Regions from separate parts of the Homo sapiens genome. Here region 2 is linked to region 1. The links are chromatin contacts, found by Hi-C or POLR2A ChIA-PET in ENCODE. All regions are on one chromosome and are shown on one strand. Each heading gives the region's core, a stretch centred on a gene start or an enhancer-like site at or near the end of the contact. The rest is flanking DNA. Distances are from core to core; before and after follow the strand shown.

Evidence for each region. Hi-C counts contacts between places; a loop is a spot of excess contacts on that map. ChIA-PET counts read pairs that join two places held with the same protein, here RNA polymerase II (POLR2A). Pooled maps may share reads with other maps.
Region 2: a loop to region 1 is called in a pooled map, with 3 times the contacts of the local background. The contact joins the enhancer-like site here to the promoter of ZNF500 in region 1. A Hi-C loop is called at or near these places in 2 of 50 pooled maps. POLR2A ChIA-PET finds 5 or more read pairs at or near these places in 3 of 52 experiments (AG04450, Panc1 and WTC11).

Annotation. Positions count from the first base shown.
Region 1 is chr16:4,765,912-4,771,749 of GRCh38, forward strand. It overlaps ZNF500 (zinc finger protein 500), which reads right to left and starts at 1,251. Exons shown (of 6, transcript NM_021646.4): 1 at 1,106-1,251; 2 at 1-165. The coding sequence starts at 67. RefSeq lists a silencer at 998-1,297 and an enhancer at 2,490-2,569.
Region 2 is chr16:4,975,432-4,981,210 of GRCh38, forward strand. The region is part of intron 2 of SEC14L5 (SEC14 like lipid binding 5); the gene reads left to right. Among named protein-coding and RNA genes, the nearest start is that of SEC14L5, 20 kb to the left of the region's middle. Within about 2 kb of position 1,505, at least 8 of the 41 ENCODE cell types and tissues checked have a DNase peak (open chromatin) inside an H3K27ac peak, as active enhancers do.

The DNA.
Region 1 (5,838 bases), core at 1-2,500:
GGATCTCTTCCTGTTCCAGGTCCTGCTCCAAGGTTGGCAGGGGCTGGAGGCCAGGGACAGTGGCCATTGCTTCCGGTGGGCCTTGTTCCTTTTCAGGCCTTAGAGTTGAACCTGTCTCTCTCTATACCTCTGGCCAGACACAGGAAGAGAGTTTTTTTCAGGGCCCTGTGGAGAGACGATAAAACCATCTGAAGGGCAGCCCTGGGGCTGGATAAGCCCTTTGGCCTGGGAAGCCCCTGCCCTGGTTCCAAGGCCAGCTCACCCCACCATGGAAAAGGAAAAGGAAGTGGATGAATGTCATCTTTGTTATTAACCCCCTGTTAATTCCCGGGTAATTTACTGAAGGGCTCTGGGCTTTGCTTCCTCACTGGGCAAACAGAGATGATAACAGGACCTACACACACAGGTTGCTGACAGAACTAAAAGGGATGGCTGGGGGCAGTAGCTGACGCCTGTAATCCCCGCACTTTGGGAGGCAGAGGAGGGCAGATCACGTGAGTTCAGGAGTTGACCACCTGGTCAACGTGGTGGAACCCTGTCTCTACAAAAAATACAAAAATTAGCCCGACATGGTGGTAGCACATCTGTAATCCCAGCAACTCGGGAGGCTGAGACAGGAGAATCGCTTGAACCCGGGAGATGGAGGTTGCAGTGAACTGAGATAGCGCCACTGCACTCCAGCCTGGGCGACAGAGAGAGACTCAAACAAAAACAATCTAAAAGGGATGTTTGCGGTCAGAGCTCGAGAATCGTTATTTTCCATGATTAGAGTGGGTCCTATATGGAAGGGGTTCCTTTGGAAATCTGATGAAAAGTAGGGCCTTTCTGCAGACTCTGCCTCAACTTGATCCCCGGTGTCCAGGTCTGGCGAACCCTGAAGCCCCTACGCGGCCCCGTCAGGCACCCCCGCGTGGGTGGTCACGACAGCCCCCCAATTCCAGGGTCCTGGGAGAGCTGGGACCCCCAGGCCGGGCTGCTTTCCCGTCTCATCCCTCAGGTGGAGGGTGAGCGGTACCCGAGGCCGCGGCACAGACCCGGGTGCTGGCGCGGGCCGCGAAATCGAAGCTTCGGCCGGGACCCGCGTCCCCGCGCCCCCCGCACTCACTGGAAGCGCTGCCGGCCGTGGGCAGTTCGGGGCAGGACCGGAGCGGCGGGTCTCGGCGGGAGTAGGACTGCGGGCCTCAGGCTTGGCAGCCAGGGACGCCAGAGCCGGGGCCGAAGACCCTAAACCAGGGGTGCAAACCAGGCCGTGCGGGTGGGCCCGCAGGCGGCATTGTGGGTAACGTAGCCGTGGCACCATTGGCTAAGCCGGCCGTTGGGGGCGTGGCAACACGGCCGAGTGGGCGGGTCCGCGACGTGCACTGTGGTTAATGTGGTCCTCAAAGGCACGCATTGTGGGTAACGTAGTCCAGCACCTCGGTGACCGCGCGAGCGTGCGGCGACTCTGCAGCCTCTGGGCTACTTTCCCAGTCACTGTTCCACACCCGCTCCGCTCTCCTCTGGCCGCCTCCTCCATCTTTAAAGCCAGCAAAGTCGTCCGGGCACGGTGGCTCACACCTGTAATCCTAGCACTTTGGGAGGCCGACGCGGGCGGATCACCTGAGGTCGGGAGTTCGAGACCAGCCTGACTAACGTGGAGAAACCTGGGCGTGGTGGTTCATGCCTGTAATCCTAGCTACTCAGGAGGCTAAGGCGCAGGTTGCAGTGAGCCGACATCCTGCCATTGTCCTCCAGCCTGGGCAACAAGAGCGAAACTCCATCTCAAAAAATAAATAAATAAATAATAAATAAATAAAATAAATAAAGGCAGAAGTTGTTCAAGATAAAACTGGAAGAGATGCCAAGTGCTTGCGCCCACCCTCCCCCAAGAGGGCCCCCAACAACGTCCAACCCCAAATATCCCTTGTCCTGCCTGCTTCTTTCTGACAACATAATAATGGGCATCAATCTTTGTTGTTGTTGTTAGAGATGAAGTCCCACCATGGTGCCTAGGCTGGTCTCAAACTCCTGGGCCCAAGCAATCTTCCCGCCTCAGCTTCCCAAAGTGTCAGGATTACAGGTGTGCCCAGCCAGGTATCAATTCTTGTATGTATGTATTTATTTATTTAGAGACAGGGTCTCACTCTGTCGCCCAGGCTAGAGTGCAGTGGCTCGACCTTGGCTCACAGCAACCTCCGCCGCCCGGTTTTAAGCAATTCTCCTACCTAACCTCCCGAATAGTTGGGATTACAGGCACGAACCACCAGGTCCGGCTAATTTTTGTATTTTTAGTAGAGATGGGGTTTCCCCATGTTGCCCAGGCTGGTCTCCAACGGCCTCAAGCAATCCACCCACGTCAGCCTCCCAAAGTGCTGAGATTACAGGAGTAAGCCACCGCTCCCGGTCGCATCAATTCTTGAGCATCAAGCAAGCAAAACACATTTGTACTTCGTTTCTTCCTCATTTAGTAATAGAGGTACTATAACTAGACCTACCGGTTCAACAAAACAAAACAAAACCCTGAAGCTCTGAGAGTTTTAAGTATTGAACCCCCCAGAGAAGGTCAAACAGGAAGTACAGAAATGGGATTGGAACCCAAATCTTTGATTCCAGAACTTCAGCTCCTAACTACCAGGTTAACGTAGTTTGCCCCTAATCCTAACTTGGGCATCCTAAGGCCCGTCTCCTATGCTGGATTCTCGCTGCTTTTCCTCTTTGGTTGAACATGATCCGGAGTTTCCCTCTGCCTGGGGTGCCCAGGAAAGAGTCCCAGCACCGAGTTCGGGTGAGCAGCAACGCAGCATACACAGCAGGCGTACACTCAACGTACGCCCCGCCCCGCACAAGCTCCGCCCCGCATGCGCGCCCCGCCTCGCATCCCGGATCTACCCCCGGAATCTCGCGCGTCTTTCCCAAAGCATCGGCTAGGACTCAGCCCGCCGGAAACAAATTTGGGGACGCCGGATTCAGGAAGCTGGCAGGACTACATTTCCCAGAGCGCCCCGCGCCCTCCCCGGAGGCAGATTCCTGGGCGCTCTAGAGGGGGTGGGTTGGCGGCCTGGAGGGTCTCCTCAAGTGGCGGCACTGCCAGGGGCTCGGAGGAAGGGGCTGCAGTCTCCCGGTGGCAGCGTCCTTGTCGTCGAGACTGCGGGCGGTTCCCTTGCGCGCCCTGAACCTCAGTTTCCATATCTGTTAATGGGGGACATTAACCCTCAAGGTTGTAACTCATTCAAGACCATTCATCCAGGCATAATAAATGCATAAACGCTGCACGTTGAGTCCTCCCAACTGCCCCCTTAACTAGGCGCTCGGGTGATGGAGTGGTGGCAGGTGCCTGCTTTCATGGAGCTTGCCATGAGAGGCATACAGTGGACAAAATTACCATGAGAGGCATACAGTGGACAAAATTGCACGAAGAATTGTTTAATCACTTCTTTGGCAAATGTTAGCAAGCGGCGTAAAAGAGGGAACCTGATACCTTCAGGGTGGAAGTGACAGTTGAGCAGCCTAGGGTTAACCTGGGGAACCGGTGGGGAGGATTCCAGACAGCAGGAGTGAAAAGTGCAAAGGTCCTGGGGCCGGAGAGAACACGGTGCGTTTGAGGAACAGAATGGAGACCAGAGATTGGGAGATGTGGCTGGAGGGATGGGCAAGGCCTGACCATACTTGGAGACTCTGGTGAGGATTAAGGATTTTATCCTTGGAGTCAATAGAGTTTGGGGTTTTAAGTAGGATAGCATCGTGATCAGATAAGAAGCTTTGTGGAGTACAGATCTCAGAAAGACTGGAGAGGAGCAGTGAGACTAGCTGGAAGCTCCTGGAGTGGTCCAGAGTTGGGGTAACTAGTGATGGTGGTAGTCACTGACAAGGATCTGGCCAAGATTCCTGGAGCACATTCAACAGTGCTTGGTGGTTGATTAGCTTGGGGTGGAGGAGGGAGACAAGGATAACTCCTTTGTACAATGGGGATGGTAACATCACCTGCAGTAGGCACCATTATGGTAAAGAGACAGAACAGAACGTCAGACACATATAGGCTTAATATGTCCTAATTCTGTTAGTAATAAAGACTACCTCTGTGTTCAGGGCAGTGTTGTTTGTAATGGCAAAACCGAAAACAGTCTAAATGTTAGTCAACAGGAGAATGATGGATAAATCTCACGGAGGCTATGCCAAACAAAAAAAGGCAAGTGGCAATATGATACAATTTTCATAAATTTTGAAAATGCAAAACAATTCTACATATGATTTAGAGACATGTATGCGGTTCAAAGAAATGTTTGGGACTTGGATGAACACCAAATTCAGGATGGTGATGGGGCAAACGTTGAAGAGGGATGTGATGGGGGGAAGGTTCAGGGGGCAAAAACTGCAAGTTTTAATGTGCTTTTTATTTATTTTTAATTTATATATTTATATTTTTATATTTATTTATATTTTTTTATTTATTTTTACTTATTTTATTTTTTTTTGAGACAGACTCTCACTGTTGCCCAGGCTGGAGTGCAGTGGCGCAATCTGGGCTCACTGAGACCTCCGCCTCCTGAGTTCAAGCGATTCTCCTGCCTCAGCCTCCCAAGTACCTGGGATTACAGGCATGCACCACCACACCCAGCTAATTTTCGTATTTTCAGTAGAGACGGGTCTTCACCATGTTGGCCAGGCTGGTCTTGAACTCCTGATCTCAGGTGATCCACCCTCCTTGGCCTCCCAAAGTGCTGGAATTATCAGGTGTGAGCCACCGCGCCTGGCCATTAATGTGCTTTTTAAAAACAACAACAAAAGCCATTATTTTGAATTTGTATTCATGAAGTATTAAAACCTACCAAATGTTTTAATAAATAATCTTAAATAGGCCAGGTGCGGTGGCTCACGCCTGTAATCACAGCACTTTGGGAGGCCGAAGCAGGCAGATCACTTGAGGTCAGGAGTTCAAGACCAGCCTGGCCAACATGGCAAAACCCCGTCTCTATTAAAAATACAAAAAATTAGCCAGGCATAGTGGCACACACCTGTAATCCCAGCTACTAGGGAGGCTGAGGTAGAAGAACAGCTTGAACCAGGGAGGCGGAGGTTGCAGTGAGCCAAGATTGCACCACTGCACTCCAGCCTGGGCGACAGAGCCAGATTCCGTCTTAAAAAAAAAAAAAAAAAAAAAGCCGGGCACGGTGGCTCACACCTGTAATCCCAGCACTTTGGGAGGCTGAAGCAGGTGGGTCATGAGGTCAGGAGATCGAGGCCATCGTGGCTAACACGGTGAAACCCCGTCTCTACTAAAAATACAAAAAATTAGCCGGGCGTGGTGGCAGGCGCCTGTAGTCCCAGCTACTCGGGAGGCTGAGACAGGAGAATGGTGTGAACCCGGGAGACGGAGGTTGCAGCGAGCCAAGATCGCGCCACTGCACTCCAGCCTGGGTGACAAAGCGAGACTCCGTCTCAAAAAAAAGAAAAAAGAAAAAAGAAAAATTAGAAGGCCAGGTATGGTGGCTCACACTTGTAATCCTACCACTTTAGGAGGCCGAGGAGGGCAGATTGCTTGAGTCCAGGAGTTCAAGACCAGCCTGGGGCTGGGCGAAACCCCATCTCTACTAAAAATGCGAAAATTAGACAGGCAGGGTAGTACACGCCTCTAATCCCAGCTACTCGGGGGGCTGAGGCAGGAGGATTTCTTGAGCCTGGGAGGCGGAGGTTGTGATGAGCTGAGATTGTGCCACTGCACTCCAGCCTGGGTGACAAAGAGAGACCCTGTCTCAAAAATAAAATAATTAAATCTTCAAAAAGAGCCTCCAGAGGCTGCAGGGCTCTGTAGACACCTTGATTCTGGCCCAGTGATATTGATCTCATACTCCTGACCTCTGG
Region 2 (5,779 bases), core at 255-2,754, 210 kb after region 1:
CACTGCACTCCAGCCCGGGTGACAGAGCGAAACTCCATCTCAAAAAAAAAAAAAAAAAAAAGACATTATTTTGTTCCTTTTTATGGCTGAGTAGTATTCCGTGGTGTATATATACCACGTTTCTAAAATCCACTTATTGGTTGATGGGCGTTTGGGTTGGCTCCATATTTTTGCAATTGTGAATTGTGCTGCTATAAACATACATGTGTATGTGTCTTTTTCACATAATGACTTCTTTTCCTTTGGGTAGATACCCATATTTCAATTTTTTAAAAAAGAGTTGGAGGAGGTGAGTAGATTGATATCACATCTGTGCTGAGGTCCCCTAGACTTGCAGGGGGAAGGAAAGGGGTTGATAGGGAGACTCCTGAAGAGTATGACAGGCGATGGGGGCACCTTACTCAGTGGCTGCGTAGTGGCCAGGCCCCCAAATCAGGCCTGCAGAATAGAAAAGGGAAGGGAGAGCATTGGGCTGGAAGATGTTGGTGCAGCTTGGATATTCTTTCTGCATTCTTACTGGACGTTTTGGCGTAAGTGGCATTCCAGCTTCCTTTGAATTTGGATGAGGAAGAACAGGAAGGAAGGAAGGAGGGGAGGAGGGATCATCTGTCAAGTGATTAGCAGAAATAGCTTTTTGTACTTTACAGAATCTCACTCATTTTTAAAATTTAAATTTACTTAAATGGTGATGTAGAATGAACCATGTGCCAGGCACTGCTCTAAGCACATTGCATGAGCTGACTCCTTTATTCTTCTGACAAGTAGCAAGGTAGCTACTTTTCTTACTTCCCCTTTTACACACAAAGGAATTAAGGAACTGAGAGCTTGATGATTTTTTCACACAGCTGATGAGAGGCAGAGCAGAGATCCCAACCCAGGCCCCAGAGCCCACTCTCTTAAGGGCGGTGCTATGCTGTTGTTCATTCATTCATCCTGTAAATGTCTATTGAGTGTGGACTATGTGCTAGGCATTTTGCAAAGCACTGCAAATTCAGGGATATCAGCGGCTGATGACCCTATTTCAGTAGTTGTGATGTATGAAGCAATAAAATAGGCCCACCTGAGTGCTAGTTGGGAGGTTCTATGATTATTGCACTTTACAAATGAAAGAGGGGTTACCCAGCCTGGAATTGGGCAAGTCTGGGTGGGAATTCAGGGCTATTTAGCTCCAGCCTCCCATCTCCAGATGCTAATTGTGTCAATATGGATTTTCCAGGATGGGGACCCGTAAGAGGCAGCCCTGCTTGGTCCCTGCCTGCCCCACTGTGGCCCTGCAGCTGTGGGCTCTGGGCTTTGGACCATCTCCTTTTCTGAGCAGGCAGGCTTGGATGTCCTCTCCAGCCACCTGGCAGAAGGGCTGTAACTGAATCCTTCTGTGGCCTTGTGTTCCTGAGAGCACCAAACCATGTGTTTGTTTAGCAGGGAGAGGCTCAGGTCTCATTTGTGGGTGGTCAAGCCAACTGTAGGGACAGGAGCCGGCAGCTGAGGCTCTTAGGCAGGGACAAAACTAGTGGTGTGAGCTGGTTTCCAACACAGAAAGGTCCCGTCAGCTGTTTGATCCCGTAGGACCTTGGGAGGTATGAAAGGCACAGGGGCTGGGCCCTGTTTGGTCTCTGCCAGGGCCTCTCCCAGGGCAGGGTGCCTGCGGCCCACAGTTTCTCAAGGTCACAGCAATGTTTAACAAGGAAAGAAAATAAATGTAATTATTCCAGAATACAAAAAGAAACCTGCAGGCCCAGGTGCAGTGGCTCACGCCTGTAATCCCAGCACTTTGGGAGGCTGAGGCAGGCAGATCCCTTGAGGTCAGGAGTTCGAGACCAGCCTGGCCAACATGGTGAAACCCCATCTCTACTAAAAGTACAAAAATTAGTTGGGTGTGGTGGTGGGTGCCTGTAATCCCAGGTACTTGGGAGGCCGAGGCAGGAGAATCGTTTGAACCCAGGAGGCGGAGGCGGCAGTGAGCTGAGATCGTGCCATTGCACTCCAGCCTAGGCGAAAGAGTGAGACTCCGTCTCAAAAAAAAAAAAAAAAAAAAAAAGGAAAAAAAAAGAAAAGAAAAAGAAACCTGCAGAGTTAAAATGAACACATGCTGAATTAAATGCCTACCAAGGGCAACTTCATGCCAGGCTGTCATCTGGACCTCAACTGTGATGAGCTCATGTATATGTAAATCACGGAAAGTGGATGCATTTTAATGTGTGTGATGTGATTGACATGGGTAGAGCCCAGGACCTGTGAAGGCCTCACAACCATCCTGCGAAGAGAGGTGCTCTATAACCTTCCGGGGCTCCCTGGTCCCTTCTAGGTAAGGTCCCTCTCCACTTGGCAGGCGTTTGAATTTTATTCAGCCAGTGTTTTTATTTTATTTATTTATTTATTATTATTATTTTTGAGATGGAGTCTCTGTCGCTCAGGCTGGAGTACAGTGGCATGATCTCGGCTCACTGCCACCTCCTCCTCTCAGGTTCAAGCAATTCTCATGCCTCAGCCTCCCGAGTAGCTGGGATTACAGGTGCGCACCACCACGCCTGGCTAATTTTTTGCATTTTTAGTAGAGACAGGGTTTCACTATGTTGTCCAGGCTTGTCTTGAACTCCTGGCCTCAAGTGATCCACCTGCCTCGGCCTCCCAAAGTGCTGGGAGGATAGGTGTGAGCCACTGTGCACAGCCTTTATTTTATTTTTTAAAGAAACAAGATCTTGGCCGGGCGCGGTGGCTCACGCCTGTAATCCCAGCACTTTGGGAGGGCGAGACGGGCGGATCACGAGGCCCCGAGATCAAAACCATCCCGGCTAAAACGGTGAAACCCCGTCTCTATTAAAAATACAAAAAAAATTTGCCGGGCGTAACGGCGGGCCCCTGTAATCCCAGCTAACTTGGGAGGCTGAGGCAGGAGAATGGCGTGAACCCGGGAGGCGGAGCTTGCAGTGAGCCGAGATCCCGCGACTGAACTCCAGCCTGGGCGACAGAGTCAGACTCCGTCTCAAAAAAAAAAGGAAAAAAAAGAAACAAGATCTTGCTCTGCCACCCAGGCTGGAGTGCAGTGGCATAATCATAGCTCATTGCAGCCTTGACCTTCTATGCTCAAGCGATTCTCCTGCCTCAGCCACCTGAGTAGCTGGTATTACAGGTACGTGCCACCACACTTGGGTAATTTTCTTTTTTAAAAATATTTATGTATTTATTTTTGAGATGGAGTCTCGCTCTGTCACCCAGGCTGGAGTGCAGTGGTGCAATCTGGGCTCACTGCAAGCTCCGCCTCCTGGGTTCAGGCCATTTTCCTGCCTCAGCCTCCCGAGTAGCTGGAACTACAGGCGCCTGCCACCACGCTCGGCTAATCTTTTGTATTTTTAGTAGAGACGGGTTTCACCGCGTTAGCCAGGATGGTCTCGATCGCTTGACCTCGTGATCTGCCCGCCTTGGCCTCCCAAAGTGCTGGGATTACAGGCGTGAGCCACTGCACCTGGTTAATTTTCTTATTTTATGTAGAGATGAGGTCTCACTATTTTGCCCAGGCTGGTCTCGAAGTCCTGGGCTCAAACAATCCTCCTGCCAGGATTACAGGTGTGAGCCACTTCACCCGACCTCAGCCAGTGTATTTAATATCTTCTCCAAGTCAGATGCAGGAAGGGGATCTTCAGGCAAAGAGGCTGGACCCTCAGAGGTGCCCATGGTCAAGCTGGGGAGACAGACACATTTTCAAATGCATGGGGACTGTCTGAGGAACAAGGGCACAGGGAGGGTCAGAAATGGGTTGAGTATGAGCTGAGGGTATGAACCAGGCTTCCGTCCTGTGTGGGAGTGTCTTGAGTGTTGGGCTGTCCTTCAGAGATCAAGGCACTGTTTGGTTCTAGAAGCAACACAGTGCACCAACCCCATGGTCTGACTGCAAGGGGGTCAAATTGCAGCTTGATCCCTCACAAGCTGTGCGACTATGGGCAAGTGACTTAAACTCTCTGAGTTTTGGCTTCTCCATCTGTCAAATGCGGAGGGTGAGCGCTACCTACTTCATCAGGAGCAGCACACGGTATGCAGTGAGCCCAGTGTATGCCTCGGCTATTGCCATTACTGCAATGATGGTTAGGCTTGGGCAGCTGAAAATTGTCCAAATGTGTCCTTTTGGTACTCATCGGCACCTTTTGGTCATCTGAAATTAAAGGAAAGTTTTCTGCCTGACCAGCCACCCGCTATAAACATTCACCCCAGGAGAAGGCAAGGCAGTTCTCCCGGGGCCTGGAGATGAGGCATTGATTGTCCCTGGAGAGCCCTTGCGCTGGGAGGAGCTGCTTTTCTTGCTCCTGTCATTTTCCCTGCAGCAGGAGGATGAGGTTTGAAAGCAGCAGACAGAACCTGAGGTTGGTTTCTGCCGAGGTCCCTCCATCCCCTTCCCTGCATCCCCTTCTCTGCCATCCAGGGAGGTGAACCTCCTTCTCATGCCCCACCGGCCCCATCCTCAGCCCACCCCGATCCTCACTTCTCCAGGTCCCCTGCTTTGCGAGTTACAGGCCAGTGGGACTCAGCATTTCCAAGCCACCGATGCTTGTGACGTAGCCAGAGATTCTGAGGCAGGACACAGTGATTCAGGGTTGTCGTCTGGGTCAGACAGGCTCATGCGCCAATCCCACCACTCCCCGGCCATGTGCTGCTGGGCGAGTCACTCTGTCTTCCTGAGCCTCAACTTGCTCATCTGTAAAATGGGGAAATGCTAGTTCCCATCTCACCAGGGCATTGTAAGGATGAAGCGAGGCAGTTAACACTTTATAAAGTCCTTAACAACAGTGTCCAACAATCGTGAAAGTCCTCTGATGCTGGACAACTGGCTCTGGGATGGACGCCTTCCAGACGGAGCCTCAGCTCGAATGTCCCCCCGAAACATGTGGCTCTGTCACTGGATACTGGGAGAAGTACCTTCCTTTCCTTTCGAAGTCAGAGAAAGTCATGCCCCAGCAGACCAGCCTCCCCTCCGTGCCTGTTATCTGGGGGCTCCAGACCGGGCCTTTCTAACAAGAGGTTTGTTAGGATGGGAAGTGAGTCAGGAACTCTGGCCTTTGACTGGCTGCGTGTGCTGAGTCTGTGGCTTTATCCCCTCCCTGACACCCTCCTTGAGGCTCTTTGGGCCAAGTGCGTGTTATGTTCTTCTTTGCTGGTTAGCATTGTTAGCGCCAAGGGTGTGCCGAGGACCAAGCCCGGCACAGGTATGAGGTTGTGCTTTGGAAAAGCAGGCGATCCTCCTTCACAAGTCTCCTGTTACAAGGCACGATAAACGCTTTCAAAGAAATAAAATGGTAAAAGGAAGGAGAACTGAGGAAGAGGCAGTCGTGCCTAGGAGGGGGAAGGGAGGGTGTCCCGGGAAGAAGGACCAGCATGGATGAGGCCCTGAAGCCTGAGCGTCTCCTTGGCCCAAATCCAGGCCTCCTACCCCTCCAGAAAGCCCCATGTCTCATGCCTCCCATCCCCTTCACTGTCAAGAAATTGATCAGCGTTCCAAGCATCTGGAACAGCAAGTGCAAAGTCCCCATGGCAGGGACACGTCGATGTATTGTTCTAAACGCAGCAAAGCTGGCGTGGCTGGAGCCAGATGAGGGGGCTGGGATGGGAGGTGGGTGGGCAGGGCAGATCACACAGGGCCCGAGGACCACCATAAAGAGTGCAGGTTTATTCTCGGCATCAAGGCCCGTTCTTTCTTTCTTTATTTATTTATTTGAGATGGAGTCTTGCTCTGTCGCCCACGCTGGAGTGCAGTGGTGCGATCTCCACTCACTGCAATCTCTGCCTCCCT